Linked DNA regions of Homo sapiens: region 2 is linked to region 1. Evidence: read pairs that join two places in POLR2A ChIA-PET (ENCODE). Cell type or tissue: PC-3. All regions are shown on one strand.

Region 1 (8,000 bases):
CCTCTTTCTGCAAATGAACCAATTTACAAGGCTTGATATAGGGAAAGCCCAAAAAGGTGGAGGCAGATGAGGGTGGGCGGTGTATGTCCCAGACAACCAGCTTCCCTTCCATTGTGGCTGAGAGTATTTGTGTTAAATTCAAGTGAAAGATGGACTGGCTAAACTTTCCCACAAGCTTGTTGAAGGTCTGTTTCAAAAGAAAGGTTATAGTTACTGTTGGTAATAAATATAAAACAAAGCATTTATCAATACGATATTTTATAATGCTATGCTGAAATATAGTGAGAAAAAGAGAAAGAAAAAGAAAACAATCACTAAAACCGTCTCCCATGAATTGCCATGGTCCAGGCAGTTCTGAACCTCTGGAAGTTTGCTAAGAGCAAGTGAAGGGTTATGTACTCTGTTCAATTACATTGTTTGTTTAAAGCAAACGAGAGAGTGGTTAATCACTGTTTATACCTGTTAAACTTCTCTTATGGAGGTTTCAGAGACTGGTGAAGAAACTAATGCCTGTTGTGAGTCAAAGCATGCTCTGGTTATAAAATAGCATAAAATAATTATCCCAGCCTCCTTTTATCATAAGGTATTTTCCCATCAGTAGAAAATATTTAAGCACTGTACATAGAAATGCCCTATTCTCTATGCTGCCCGATTCTCTAATAATACAGAGAAGATCCTAAGGTTTACCTCTTCTGACTTGAACACAAGAGGAATAGTAAAATAATGATTAGTCAAACAAGAGCACCAAGTTCTTTCTAAGAGCAGCACTGTTTCAATACATTTTTATCATTTCAAATGGCTCATTATTTGTGGATTCTGTATTTGCGAATTTACCTACTTTAAGAATTGATTTGTAATCCCAAAATCAATACTTGCAGCACTCTCACGGTCATTTGCAGAAGTGCATGTGCAGTGTGACAAATAATTTTACTCACTCAACATGCACATTTCCAGTTGAGGGCAGGCAGGGCAATGCTCCGCCTTCTTGTCTCAGCTCTGACTATAAACAAGTGTCCTTTTCATGGTCTATTTAGTGCCATGTTGTTTGCATTTTTGGTTGTTTGCATTTTTCTTGGTGATTTTAGTATTTAAATTGACCCTGAAACATAGTGCTGAAGTGCTGGCTAGTGTTCCTAAGCAAAAGAATGCTGTGATGTGCTTTATGGAGAAAATATGTAGGTTAGATGAGTTTTGTTCAAGTCATGAGTTATAGTGCTGTTGGCCATGAGTTCAATGTTAATGAATCAATGTTATATATTAAATAAAGTGTCTTTAAATAGAAATACACATAAAACAAGCTTATGTATTGATCAATTGGTGAAAATGTGACCAGAGGCTCACAGAAACCTACCCCTATATTTCCCTTAAGAGCAATAGTTAAGTATCTGCTAATTTGGTGTTTACAGAGACTTTATATAACATAACTACCAACAATAATGAGAACTGATGGTATTTTTTAGTACTTTCATTTATGAAAAACAAGTCTGCAGACAGAATAATCTCATTGTGCCCATCCATCTCAACTTTTTATTTTTTGTTTTTGTCTTTTGGCATGCCCTCTTAAATAAATTTCTACAAATCATACCGAGAGAGAAGCAAGTATGCAGAAAACTCATCATCAGGTGCTCCCTGAGAGCAGGTTACATGGGCAGCAAATGCAGAAAATGCTACAGGAGACGACTCAAGTTCCACCTCAGACACAAGAGCTTGCGGCAAGCAGGCAAGATAAAATGTTTTCTCAACATCTGGTTCACCTCCCTCTTATTGGCTCTCAAACATCTAAATACCTAATATCATGTATTATTCTGAAACTGAGCAGCTTTATAAGGGATCCACTCATGTTCAACGACTTTACTTACACTGTTTCATTCATTTTTTTTTTTTTTATATACAGGGTCTTGTTCTGTTGCCCAGGCTGGAATGCAGTGGCACAAACACAGCTCACTGTAGCCTTGACCACCTGGGCTCAAGTGATCCTCCCACCTCAGCCTCCCGAGTAGCTGGGACCACAGACTCATACCACCCTGGCTGGCAATTTTTTTTTTTTTTTTTTTTTTTTTTTTTTTAGTAGAAACGAAGTCTAGCCTGTGTTGCCCAGGCTGGTCTCAAACTCCTGAGCTCAAGTGATCCTCTCACCTCAGTCTCCCAAAGTGTTGGGATTACAGATGAGAGCCACTGCACCCCCACAACTTTCATTCCTTGTCAATATGCACATACACATTCTAAAAGCCATCACGTTTTTATATTTTCTCACAGCAATAACTCTTTGTATAACATTTTATTAGGGCCAGGTGCAGTGGCTCACGCCTGTAATCCCAGCACTTTGGGAGGCTGAGGTAGGTGGATCATAAGGTCAGGAGATCAAGACCATCCTGGCTAACACAGTGAAACCCCGTCTCTACTAAAAAAAAATACAAAAAATTAGCCGGGCGTGGTGGCAGGCGCCTGTAGTCCCAGCTACTCGGGAGGCTGAGGCAGAAGAATGGCGTGAACCCGGGAGGCAGAGCTTGCAGTGAGCCAAGATCACGCCACTGCACGCCAGCCTGGGCGACAGAGCAAGACTCCGTCTCAAAAAAAAAAATTATTTTTAACAATACTTACATGATTTTCAACTGACAATTCAATATGTATACAGGACCCAAGTAAAATTTTTCAAATTATTTCCCAGTAGCTTAATATCAAGATGTACAAAGAGTAGCCCGAAGCAGCTAAGCTTGCACATAAATATTTATTCTCCACAAAATCTGATGGACAAAAATGCAATAGGCATACTCACTTTTTCAGTTAAAAGTGGGGCACTGTGAGCCAGTGTATCCCTCTCTTCATACTGATAAGAGGAAAAAATAATCACTACTCAAAAAGACCCAGTTTCCAAAGGAAGAACGGCATTAATAATAAAAGCAAAACAAATACATCTAAACAAGGTCAGAAATTTGCAGTTTCTACAGGTAAGAGAACTTGCTGTCTTGGGAAATATCTAAAAACATTCTGAAAGAAAAGCAAATACATAAAAAATATAAAAAATGCCACAAATGATTATGACTTTTTTTTTCTTGAGATGGAGTTCTATATTAAATAAGGTGTCTTCAAGCAGAAACACATCTATCGCCCAGCCTGGAGTGCAGTGGCGCGATCTCAGCTCACGGCAAACTCCGCCTCCTGGGTTCAAGCAATTCTCCTGCCTCAGCCTCCTGAGTAGCTGGGATTACAGGAGCGCACTACCATGCCCAGCTAATTTTTTTTTTTTTTTAGTAGAGATGGGGTTTTGCCATGTTGGCCAGGCTGGTCTCGAACTCCTGACCTCAGGTGATCCGCCCACCTCAGCCTCCCAAAGTGTTGGGATTACAGGCGTGAGCCACTGCGGCCGACCTTAAGGTATTTATTAAAGTTTTAAAGGCTTATTAATAGAGAATTCGAATTTGCATTAAGTACTATGTAAAGTCACAATCGGCTGGGCACGGTGGCTCACGCCTATAATCTCAGCACTTTGGGAGGCTGAGGCGGGCAGATCACTTGAGGTTAGGAGTTTGAGACAAGCCTGGCCAACATGGAGAAACCCCGTCTCTACTAAAAATACAAAAATTAGCCAGGTGTGGTGGCAGGTTCCTGTAATCCCAGCTACCCAGGAAGCTGAGGCAGGAGAATTGCTTGAACCTGAGAGGCAGAGGTTGCAGTGAGCTGAGATCGCACCACTGCACTGCAGCCTGGATGACAGAGTGAGACCCCATCTCAAAAATAAAATAAAATAAAGCTATAATAAATATCTTAAATAATGACTATCACTCACAATCAGTGACTCAATGTGTTTTGGTTTTGTTCTACAATTTTTTATTGAGGTAAAATCCACTTAACATAAAATTAATCATAACCATGTTAAAGTGTGCAATTCAGCGGTGTTTCATACATTCACAATGCTGAGCAACCATCTAGATCCAAGACATTTTCATAACCCCAAAAGGAAATCTCCTACCTATTAAGCAGCCACTCCGTCTCTCTCCAGGCCTTGAAAACCACCAGTTTACTCTGTATCTGTGGACTTGCCTATGCTGGACATTCCATAGAAATGGCATCATACAACACGTGACTTTCGTGTCTGGTGTCTTTCATTTAGCATCATACTTTCAAGGCTGATCCATGTCACAGCATGTATCAGCACTTCATACAATAACATTCCATTGTATGGATAGACCACATTTTGTTTACCTACTCATCAGTTGATGAACACTTGGCTTGTTTCTACCTTTTGGTTATTACAAATAGTGCTGCTGCTGCTGCTGTGAACATTTGTGTAGAAGTATTTGTTTGAATGCTTCTTTTCAATTCTTTTACATCTTACCTTGGAATTGCTGAGTCACATAGCTATTCCATGTTTAACTTGAAACGTTTTTTGTTTTGTTGTGTTTTGTTTTGTTGAGACAGAGTCTCACTCTGTTGCCCAGGCTATAGTGCAGTGGCACCATCACCATCACAGCTCATTGCAGTCTCAAACTCCTGGGCTCAAGCAATCCTCCAGCCTCAGCCTTCTGAGCAGCTGGGACTACAGGCATGCATCACCATGCACTGTTAAATTTTTTTAAATAATTTTTTGTAGAGATGAGGTCTTGTTATGTTGCTCAGGCTAGTCTTAAACTCCTGGCCTCAAGTGATCCTCCTGCCTTGGCCTCCCATGGTGCTGGAAGTACAGTCATGAGCCACTGTGCTCAGCCTCAATGTTTTTTATTCTCATGATTTTGCCCTGTGTCAGTATATGTATCACTAATCTGTTTGCTAATTCCTTTCTAAAAGGGAAAAAAGACCAAGGTCTCAAAAAAAAAAAAAAAAAAAACCTGCTGTATTTTAGAGCCAGGTGTGGCCGGCTCACCCCTCTAATCCCAGCTACTTGAGAGGATTAAGCGGGAAGATCACTTGAGCCCAGGAATTTGAGGCCAGCCTGGGCAACATAGTGAGACCTCATCTCCAAAAAAACCATAAAACTTGTATTTTAGTCTTGTTAAATAAATTCAAATAAACATTTGCCTCATTACTTCAATAAAATTTAATAAATAAAATTGGATTATTTGCTTTTGATTTAATATGCTAATTTCTAATAGGACTAAATACTACAGTTAAATAAAAACATTTTAATATATATTCATTGCTTCCTAAGTAGAGATACTATATTGTTACATTACTGAAACATTTGTACTCAAAGAATGAACACATACTTCTACCCACATTTAAAACAAATCAAAATATTTCTGCTTACCCATGCATAATATATTGCCCGTGTTTTACTATTGCTCACCAATTCTTTATTATTTGTTGGGTTAAAAGTAACGTAGTTCTGAAATATAAAGTATGAAAATACATTAATGATAAATTTTCTGTTTCTGGTTAAGCTGAATGTTAAAATTAAATAATAATTTTAATTAAAACAAATGAGTAGGAATATAAAACAGAAAAGATACCGCATTTCGTAAAAAAAAATAGGAATATCATTTAAATACTGGTGATTAAAATAAACAGTGTCAAATGTGTTCCCTTTCCAGTTTGATCTATTATAATTCATCATCTATAAATTAGAATAAGCTTTTCTTTTTTTTTTTTTGAGCCAGAGTCTTGCTCTGTCGCCTAGGCTGGAGTGCAGTGGCGCCATCTCAGCTCACTGCAGCCTCTATCTCCTGGGTTCAAGTAATTCTCCTGCCTCAGCCTCCTGAGTAGTTGGGACTACCAGCATGTGCCCCCACACCCAGCTAATTTTTATATTTTTAGTAGAGATGGGGTTTCACCATGTTGGCCAGGCTGGTTTTGAACCCTACCTCAAGCGATCCACCTGCCTCAGCCTCCCAAAGTGCTGGGATTACAGGTGTGGGCCACTGCGCCTGGCTATAACAAGCTTTTCTGATAGTGGTCAATTTAAAATAATAACAATAATAATAATAAAATAAATTGGAACAAGCAAAAGTAAACCAGTATTCACCAATAACCTTTATTCTGTATCCTTTTAGATAAAGACTGCTGCGTATACATTTCTAAATTTGACAGGGCCACACAATATCTTGGAATGAATGCAAGATATTGGAAGGGGATTCTAATTCCTGCCAAGATGGTGAATAGCATGGGCTGCTGGCTCCCTTCCCAAAAACCAACCCTGCAGAAACTATGGAAGTGACGGAAAGTTTTAAATACAGAAACCAAACAGCCACAGCAAGAACAACAAAGCAAGCTCTTCCTGGGGAGCCATGGGGTATGTGTTTGAAATGTGCATGGGAGGTGGGTGGCTACAGCCTGGGGAGAAGGGCTGCAGGAGACAGCACTGAGGGACAGGCTGGAAAAAAGCTTTTTAAGTTCCATTTCTGCCATTTCCACCCCGTCTCCACGCCTATTCCTTACCTATCATTTTCTGAACATTTTATGAATGTTACATACCACAGGGGTGTAAACTACTAATGCCAGTGTTTGAGAATTCATATCAGAACAGCACAAAAGCCTGGGTAGGGTAAGGAACTGGCAAAAGCAAGTGCATGAGGCAGACTTCACAAAGCCTGAAAATCAGCCTCAAACGACCTCAAGCTCTGATTAGATTAAGCTGACCACTCTGCTAAGTGCCTTTAAGGAGCAGAAGTCAGTCTTCTTTGGACGAAGTCATCTCAAGCCTCAAATTTATTTCTACACTTTAAAAAACACAACATCAGGCATTCAGTAAAAAATAGCCAGGCATATTAAAGAGATACATCCAGGCCAGGCGCTGTGGTGTATGCCTGGAATCCCAGAACTTTGCAGGAGGATCGCTTGAGGCCAGGAGTTCAAGACCAGCCTGGGCAACAGAGCAAGACCCCCATCTCAAAAAAAAGAAAAGAAAAGAAAAGAAAAAAGACCCATCCAAATGACTGAAAACCAAGGGGAAAAAGCAATCAGCAGAAAGAAGCCACAGGAGATCCGAGCATTGGGGTTATTAGACAATCACAGGATTAACATGCAGGAAGTAGAGGACAAGATGGGGAATCTCAGCAGATAGCTCTACTTAAAAAAGAATCAAATGGAAATTCTAGACCTGAAAAAATGATTTAAAATGCTTAATAGACAGTTTAACAAAAATTTAGATATAGCCAAAGAAAGAACTAGTCAGCAGGAAAGGAAGACAAATTATAGTAGAAAACATTCAGACTGAAGCAGAAACAGATGAAAGGATAGAAAATACATAAAAGAAAATAAAAGACCAGTGGGACAAGACCAGAAAAGGTCTAACGTATATGTAATTGGAGCCCCAGAAGAAGAATAAAGAAAGAATGTGGCAGAAGAAATGTGTAAAGAGGTAATGGCTGAGAATTTTCCAAAACTGAGAAGAGATATAACATCTCAGGTTCAAGAAATCCTAAAGGATAAGCTTTACAAAAATCAACAACATACCCACTTCCACATAGACACATCATTGAAAAGCTGCTGGGGCTGGTGCAGCAGTGGCTCATGCCTATAATCCCTGCACCTTGGGAGACTGAGGTGGGAAGGTCACTTGAACCCAGGAGTTTGGGACCAGCCTGGGCAACACAGCGAGACCCCATCTCTAAAAAAAAAAAAAATTAGCCAGGTGTGATGGTGCCACCTGGGAGGCTGAGGTGGGAAAATCACTTGAGCCTAAGAGGTCAAGGCTGCAATGAGCAGTGACTGTGCCACTGCACTTCAGCCTAGGTGATGGAGTGAGACCCTGTCTCAAAAACAGAACAAAACAAAACAAAACAAAAACCCTGCTGAAAACCAAGGGAAAAATCTGTAAAATCAGCTGGGGGCCAAGGAGAGAGACACACAACATTCAAAATAGGGATCGACAGCTGACTTTTCAACAGAAATGGTAGAAACCAGAAGACAACAGAATCACATCCTTGAAGATATGAACTGCTGAAAGAAAATACTACCACTCTAGAATTCTATACCACAGGAAAATCTCCTTCAAAAATAAAGACTTGTCCATGAACATTCACAGCAGCTTTATTTTCAATAGCCACAACCAGGAAACAACCCAA
Region 2 (8,000 bases), 250 kb before region 1:
CAGCCTCCCAAGTAGCTGGGATTACAGGCATGCGCCACCATGCCTGGCTAATTTTTTTTTGTATTTTTGGTAGAGACGGGTTCACCATGTTAGCCAGGCTGGTCTCGAACTTCTGACCCTCAGGTGATCTGCCTGCCTTGGCTTCCCAAAGTTCTGAGATTAGAGGCGTGAGCCACTGCGCCCGGCCTTCAAAACATGTTTAAGTGAAAAAATTATAAAACATATTTAATACCTTTTATGCTGTTACATAAATTTATAGTAAAAAAATATTTTTCTATGCATTCCTTTACCTTTAAAGATTAGTCAAGGTGATGAAAGGGATCTTTGACAATTTTATTCATGATCTCTTTGTCAAAAAGAAATGGAAGATGTGTAGTTAAAAAAATTAATCAAAGGTCTGTACTAAAAGCTCTGTAGCTATAAAGATGATTGTGAGAGTTGCATTTAATAATTGTGATGTTGGCCGCTGACAGCTGAAGAAAAATGCTGTTTTTGACAGAGTGTCAGTTAAATCCAGACCTGAACATAGAGGTGGAAGTTTCTTTGCAGAGAGAGAAGACAGGGAGGTCAAGGAAAGTGACCCCAAGAGGGGTTCAGATGACAGCCACAGCACCCCCAGGCCAACGTCCACATGAGCCTTCCGCGCCCTGCACGGCTGCTCAACCCGATTGTCCCATCTTTTGGCAGGCGCAGATCAGGCCTCTATAACCGCCAGGAATCACATTCAGCTGGTGAAACTGCAGGTGGAAGAGGTGCACCAGCTCTCCCGGAAAGCAGAAACCAAGCTGGCAGAAGCACAGATAGAAGAGCTCCGTCAGAAAACACAGGAGGAAGGGGAGGAGCGGGCTGAGTCGGAGCAGGAGGCCTACCTGCGTGAGGATTGAGGGCCTGAGCACACTGCCCTGTCTCCCCACTCAGTGGGGAAAGCAGGGGCAGATGCCACCCTGCCCAGGGTTGGCATGACTGTCTGTGCACCGAGAAGAGGCGGCAGATCCTGCCCTGGCCAATCAGGCGAGACGCCTTTGTGAGCTGTGAGTGCCTCCTGTGGTCTCAGGCTTGCGCTGGACCTGGTTCTTAGCCCTTGGGCACTGCACCCTGTTTAACATTTCACCCCACTCTGTACAGCTGCTCTTACCCATTTTTTTTACCTCACACCCAAAGCATTTTGCCTACCTGGGTCAGAGAGAGGAGTCCTTTTTGTCATGCCCTTAAGTTCAGCAACTGTTTAACCTGTTTTCAGTCTTATTTACGTCGTCAAAAATGATTTAGTACTTGTTCCCTCTGTTGGGATGCCAGTTGTGGCAGGGGGAGGGGAACCTGTCCAGTTTGTACGATTTCTTTGTATGTATTTCTGATGTGTTCTCTGATCTGCCCCCACTGTCCTGTGAGGACAGCTGAGGCCAAGGAGTGAAAAACCTATTACTACTAAGAGAAGGGGTGCAGAGTGTTTACCTGGTGCTCTCAACAGGACTTAACATCAACAGGACTTAACACAGGCCTCTTGTTCCTTCCTTTCTTTCCGTTTCTCTATTGTATCCAAAGGAGAAGAGTGTAAGATTTTGTTTGCATCTGAAAGAGAAAATGCGTCTCTCCTGGGGTCCTATGCAGCCTCCTTCCTTGAGGTCCCAGACTGCAGCGCCCCAGGCAGCGCCCGGAATGCCCCGACAGGTTCCTGGCAGCATTTGCTACACTTTGGCTCCCATTCAACATATGCTGGACAAGTTAGCTGGGTTGCAGTGTTTTTAATCAGAGCTAACAGGGTGAGAGGAGTTAAAAAACCAAGTTGGCATTTTCTGTAGAGCAGCAGGCATCAATTTCGCATCACGATAGAGAATCAACACTGAGTCCACTCTCAGGCTGTTGCCCAACCCACCCTTCAGCGCTGGGGTATGGGGCCAGCTGCACACTTGAGCCCCTCATCTGTCACCAGTGCCCACATGGTCCACATCTCGAGGGGGCTGAGGCGGTGAACCAGCAGGAGCCCCCTATACAGGCAGGGGTCTAAGGGGTCCAGGGGCCGCCGGATTCCAAATGTCTTGAAGCCAGCATGGTGCATAGGGCTCAGCCCCAGCCGCCTCAGGCACATACCCACAAAGACATCATCAATGGGGAAGAGTTCAGCATCTTCCATGATAGCCTGGAGGCGCCGCACTGTGGCTCTGGACATGACATATCCTCCCCCACCAGCATAGGGTGGGTAGTGGGTGGCCCTGTACATTGAGGGTGGGATGAAGTATTTGACCTTAGTGTTCCTGTTGGGCAGGGCTTGGCGGATGACATCTCCCACCAGGAGGTCCTGGGCTGGGTCCCAGCCATCCAGGAACTCTAACACGTTGGGGACGTGGACAAAGACATCGTCATCTCCCTTTAGCATGAAATGGGCCTGGGGGCAGGCAGCCACCACCCAGCGCTGCAGGTGCAGCTCCTTGAGCGTCAGGTTGAAGAAGTCCTCAGTGAAGTCCCACTGGAGGATGTCATCAAACTCCCTACTCTCATAGGCCAGCAGCTGGGCTGGGGGAGCGGATCCTGCCACCCCTAGGAGGAACACCAGCTTCAGCTGCCGGCCCCTAGCCCATCCCCCCACCCTGCCCCACGTGCTGCGGATAGCCGCACGTCGCTCCACGTGACCAGGCTGTGACTTGATGGCCAGGAGCAAGAAGGTATCCTTGGAACAGCCTGAAGGCTCCAGCAAGATAGAGAAATTTCGGCAGTGACGATAGGTCAAGAAGAGACGGTGACGGCTAGGCAGGGACAGAGAGGCGCTAGACACTGTGTGGTTGGGTGGACACCGGCTGTGACGGGGTGTTGGGGGAGCCCAGAAAGGCTGGTGGGCCGTGGGGTCTCCTGCGGGCTTGGCCGCCTTCCTCAGGAAGAGCAGGCAGCCGAGCAACAGCACAGCCAAGCTGTACGAGACCAGCCAGCACAGCCTGCAGAGCATCGCCGGTCCCTGCAAGGAGAGAGCCACCTGAGCAGGGCCCAGCCCCGGGTCCCTGTCCCCAAGAGTTGGGCAGGAGTTAACCTGCACCCCAGCCGCTAAGTCCCTGCTGGCCTCTGGACTTTTTATTCTCAGCGTATCCTCAGGCTCTTTCCAGAGTCCTCCCTCCCCTGAGGATGGGCTAAGCACAGCTGCTTTGCCAGCCCTTGCCCTCCTCTGCCATCATCTGAGGACTCCTGGGTCTGTTTTTCCCAAAAGGACTTGCAGCCACTTTACAGCTGACACCATAAACGTTCCCAGCCATTCTTCCAGGAAACTCGAGCACCTGATGAGTTTTAGGCACAGACTCAGTTTAGCTTGGATCAAATTCACTAAGTGTGGAACTGACATTCAGGGCTTTTCAAGTGGGAAGTGAAACCATTTCCCAAAAAAAGCTTGGTGCCTGTGGGGTCCTGTGTTGGGCGTCTCCAAGATGACCAGGAGTGCACTGCTTCCCTCGGAGGAGAACCAGCACCACAGGGTGGCCGTGGCCACCAAAGCACACACCCTTTACACCTGCCTCAGAGGTCGGGGCTTCCAGGAGGGAGGGAGGGAGACAAAGCCACACACCACAAGAGGGGAAGCAGGAAAGCTGGGGACTTGTATCAGGGATGGCTTCCGAGGCACCCCGCCCCGCCTTCCCACCACGTTCTAAGTGCTGATTTCTCCCAGGGACCTGAAAAGAAGGATGAGGAGACAGAATCCACCAGTGTGGCCTGCCCGAGCTCCACGTAGCAAAGCCTGTCTTCAGTTTCTCATTTTTGTCCCTCTGGTGTCTCCCTCTGCCCCAGTCCCCTCCCCTTGACCTCCACTGCCAAGTCATCCTGTCCCTTCACTTCTGACCAGTCTGCCGCATTGGCCACTGCCACAGCCGCCGTCACCAGAAAAGCAACTGCTAGGTGCTAGGGATGCAGTGGCAAGCAAGACAGGGTCGCTGCCCTCTCAGAGGGGAGCACAAAACGCATAGGAACCAGGTATGTTGAGAAGTTACAGTCTAATGCAGAGAATTGGCTGACGCGGAGGACGGATCCCATAGCCAAGGGTAGCTAAAAAGCCCTCCTTGATGGAGGGACGTTTGAGCAAGAACTGAGTGAGGAATGGCACCTTGCGTGAAGACCTGGGGTCTCTGCAGGCCGTGGGCAGAGTCAGGCAGCTCCAGGGCAGGAGAGAGGGGAGAAAGAAGGGAGACGGGGGCCCAGCAGGTTTACAGTAGGAAGAGGCCAGCCCGGCTAGTGAAAGAGCTAAGGGTTTTGTTGGTTTTTTTTGAGACAGTGTCTCTGTCACCCAGACTCTAGTGCAGTGGCACAATTATAGCTCACTGCAGCCTGGAACTCCTGGGTTCAAGCGATCCTCCGGCCTCGGCCTCCCCAGTAGCTGGGACTACAGGCGTGCAGGGCCCGGCTAATTTATTTTTTGTAGAGATGTGGTATCTTTTGTTGCCTGGGCTGGTCTGGAACTCCTGGCCTCAAGCGATCCTCCCGCCTTGGCCTCCCAAAGCGTTGGGACTACAGGCGTGAGCCACCGGCCAGAGTTTTCTGAGCCCCCTGGAGATCTATGCGGGGGTGGGGGACAAGGGGGTCTGGCAGAGGCGGTGAAAGAATCTGACCTTTGGTAAAAGGCCACTCCTACCGCCCCTTCCCTGGTGGGCTGCGGAAGGCTGGGGAGGAAGCATGAACGGCAGCTGGAGACTGTCTCCGTGCTCAGGATGCCGGGCGGCGGCGGCGGCGGGGTCGAAGCGAGATGAGTCTCAGGTGTGCGAGCACCGCGGGCTGTGGACGAGAGGCCCGGGCGGGCGGCGGTGCCATTCACCGAGAAGGGCGCACAGCAGGTGGCTTGGTTCCGTCCCAGGAGGTTTCAGCCCAGGCTGCGCCGCGGCCCGGGTGGCCCCTGTCCCGCCGCGGGCGTCCCCAGGCGCTGGCCGCACGGCCTCGCCCCGCCGCCCTCCGAGCCGCGGAGACCCCAGAGCCCGGCTCTCCACCCGCCGCGGAGCGCACGACCCCGTCTGGTGGGGCGCGGGTCCTGAGGCTGCGCTCGGCCTTGGGCGGCAGCCGCCTCGGATCCCCACAGGACTCGGTGACCCAAAACGCCCTGGCGCGGGCAGGGGGCGAACTCTGGTTCATTCTTTCAACGCGACAGTCTCCGAAGGGCTGACGGCAGCAGAGACCCACTCTGCGGGGACCCCCGGGCCGGGGTTGGCAGCAGCGCTGCGCGTCGGGCGCGGGCGGCCCAGGCTGGCGGGGTCTACCGCGCCCGGCTCCAGCCTCTGTCCCCAGCCTGGAGAACCGAAGCCGAGCGGCCCGTGGGCCCCGAGCCGTGCCCGCCGAGGCCAGACTCGCGCCGCACCCGGGCGGGGCCGGCGTCCTCGCGGGGACCCTGGGGGACCGGGGAGCGGGCCGCGGGGTGCAAAGGCACGGCCGCCCTGGCGACGCCCCTCCCTGCACGGTGACCCAGCCTCCCTCACAGCAGCGGCGTCCCGGCCCCCAACCTACCTGAGCGTGACGCCGGGGTACGGGCGTGGAGCTCGTGCAGCGGAGCCAGGGCGGATGGCGCCCAGGTGCGCGGAGCTCTCGGGGCTCGGGAGTGGGCGGGGCTTCTGGAGGAGGTGGGAATTTGGGGCGGGGTTCTGGCGGGGGCGGGTTTGGGGCCTCCCCGGACCCAGCCGCGGGTCTCCGCAGCGCCGGAGGCTGGACGCACGCGTCCCGCGCCCGGTCCTGGGGTCCGCACGAGCCGGGTCGGGCAGAGGCTGCTCCTCCTCCCCAGGACGCCGGCGCCACACCCGCCCCCCGACGCGTGCGGCGGGACAGAAGCGGAGGCGGGAGTGCTGGGAACAGCCTTTACTGCCCACGCCCTACACGGCGAACATGCGCAGAGCCTCCTCCGCCGAGCGGCACTGGTTCAGCTGGATCTGCACCTCTACGGTCAGGGGCTCAGGGTGGTAATCGCCTTCGTAGATCGGAATCACGGCTTTCGGCTTTTCTGAGAAAATTTAAGTGCGAGCATGAGCCCCGGGAGACGGATGGGCTGGCGTTCTCGGCCGCCCTGACCCATCCCATATGCAAGCCCTGGACCCTGTCCCAGCGGGAGCACAGTTTTGGTCCTCGGGTGTTAACAGTAATAAGAAATAAAATTAAATTGTATTTAATTAGATCATTTAATAAATCGCAGCTGTTTGAGTTGCAAGACTGGCTGCTTTTTGCTTTGAGACAGTGTCGTGCTCCGTCGCCCAGGCTGGAGTGCGGTGGCATGATCCCGGCTCACTGCAACCTCCGCCTCCCAGGTTCAAGCGATTCTCCTGCGTCAGCCTCCAAGTAGCTGGGATTACAGGCGCCTGTCACCACGACCGGCTATTTTTTGTAGTTTTAGTAGAGACGGGGTTTCACCATGTTGGCCAGCCTGGTCTCGAACTCCTGACCTCAAGTGATCCGCCTGCCTAGGCCTCCCAACGTGCTAGGATCACAGGCGTACACTACCGAGCCCAGCTGCAGATATTTTCTTAAAAATGAAGTAATTATAGCACTTCAGGGGAAACAACTGAAAGCATTTCAATAAATGTATAACATTTGCCCTAAAAATGAGACAACATTGTATCTGCCACCATGAATTTACCAATTTTCCAATACGCAAAGACCTTTCTAATGATGTGGGTGGTGATAGTAAAGAACGTGATCTTTGGAAAATGTATAGTGACAGGTGTCAACTGTTGGAATATCTGCATAAGTCTGTTAACCTGTAGTTTACAAGTAACTCATGCATGTTACAAACTGCATGGTAAAATATCCGTTCAAAATGCAAACTAGATTAATGAATTTTAATCTGATTATGAAAAATTCAATATAGATTGTTTTCACATTGTAACAACCTTTAAGAAATTACCACTTGTCAAATTTGGTGTAATATTAAAGAAATTATATTATTTTAAGGTCTATTAAAATACTCCCTCTTTTCCAATTATGGGCCTGAGGTTGGATTTTCTTTGTGCACGTCAATTACAGCAACATATTGCAAGCAGTTGACTGCAGAAGTAGCTGTAAGAATCCAGCTGTCTTCAATTAAGCCAAACATTAAAGAGATTAAAAAAAAAAAAACCTTTTTAAGGCCATCTTAACCCACAGATAAGTATCACAAATCACATGTTCATATAGGCATGGGTTTTGAAGTCCAGCAGCATATGCCCTCCAACGTTTACTTCTTCAGGCTGGCGTGAAATGGCGCGATCTCAGCTCACTGCCACCTCTGCCTTCCAGGTTCAAGCGACTCTCCTGCCTCAGTCTCCTGAGTAGCTGGGATTACAGGCACCCACCACCGCACCTGGCTAATTTTTGTGTTTTCAGTAGAGACGGGGTTTCACCATGTTGGCTAGGCTGGTCTCGAACTCCTCACCTCAGGTGATCCGCACGCCAAAGTGCTGGGATTACAGGCGTGAGCCACCATGTTGGGCCTGTTTCCACTTTTCGGCTTCAGTATGATGGGTTGCTCTGCTATGATCGGGCCTCATGCTTTTTGCAGCCACCTCCCACGGCACTCCCTGTCTCCTTTCTCTCCCTCCCAGTTGGTTGTTCTTTCTGAACCTCAAACCTGAGACGCACCCATTTCAGATGCTTCTCCAGCTCCCCACAGGACAAGCCCAGGCCCCTCTTACAGCAAATAAGGGCCGATGGCCTGAAGCTGGAGGCAGACACCTCGGAACCAGATGAGCCCCAGGCAGCCCCAGCTCCAAGCTCTTGCCCCGCTATGGCTCTACCACAGGTGCCTTCCCCACCCTGGTCACCACCCACACAGGCCCTGTGGTCTGAGGGCTGCAGAGAAGAAATAATAACACTGGATCTAAGGGGGGATGTGGCCTCTCCCCAGGCCAGAAGCTACCATTCCCCACCCTTTGGTTCCTTTGGCCTCCCCCAGGGCTGGCCCTCAGCAGGTCCTCCTGACAATCCCTGCCTTTGGTCACCACCATCGGCACTCACCTTTTTTGGCAACTTTCTTAATCTTCTTTGAATCCTGAGAGAAAGAACCACAAAACGAGATGCTT

The links. Peaks named below come from ENCODE experiments on the same cell type or tissue, not always from the same donor. Only the 100,000 strongest peaks of a DNase experiment are listed, where the experiment ranks them.
Region 2: POLR2A ChIA-PET joins it to region 1 with 5 read pairs; 3 of 35 experiments call an interaction of 5 or more read pairs at or near these places.

What each region holds. Positions count from the first base shown.
Region 1 is chr12:121,946,307-121,954,306 of GRCh38, reverse strand. It overlaps CFAP251 (cilia and flagella associated protein 251), which reads right to left. Exons shown (of 22, transcript NM_144668.6): 8 at 5,246-5,323; 9 at 2,777-2,827; 10 at 1-187. Among named protein-coding and RNA genes, the nearest start is that of CFAP251, 32 kb to the right of the region's middle. In PC-3, no CTCF peak of the experiment used is centred here; a DNase peak (open chromatin) is centred at 4,086.
Region 2 is chr12:122,201,265-122,209,264 of GRCh38, reverse strand. It overlaps LRRC43 (leucine rich repeat containing 43), which reads right to left. Exons shown (of 12, transcript NM_001098519.2): 11 at 7,936-7,969; 12 at 5,794-5,950. The coding sequence ends at 5,823. It overlaps B3GNT4 (UDP-GlcNAc:betaGal beta-1,3-N-acetylglucosaminyltransferase 4), which reads right to left and starts at 5,556. Exons shown (of 3, transcript NM_030765.4): 1 at 5,464-5,556; 2 at 4,581-4,743; 3 at 313-2,947. The coding sequence starts at 4,646. The coding sequence ends at 1,877. DIABLO (diablo IAP-binding mitochondrial protein) reads left to right here. Exons shown (of 6, transcript NM_001371333.1): 6 at 688-1,597. The coding sequence ends at 884. RefSeq lists a silencer at 5,242-5,871. In PC-3, no CTCF peak of the experiment used is centred here; no DNase peak of the experiment used is centred here; H3K4me3 peaks cover 2,158 bases.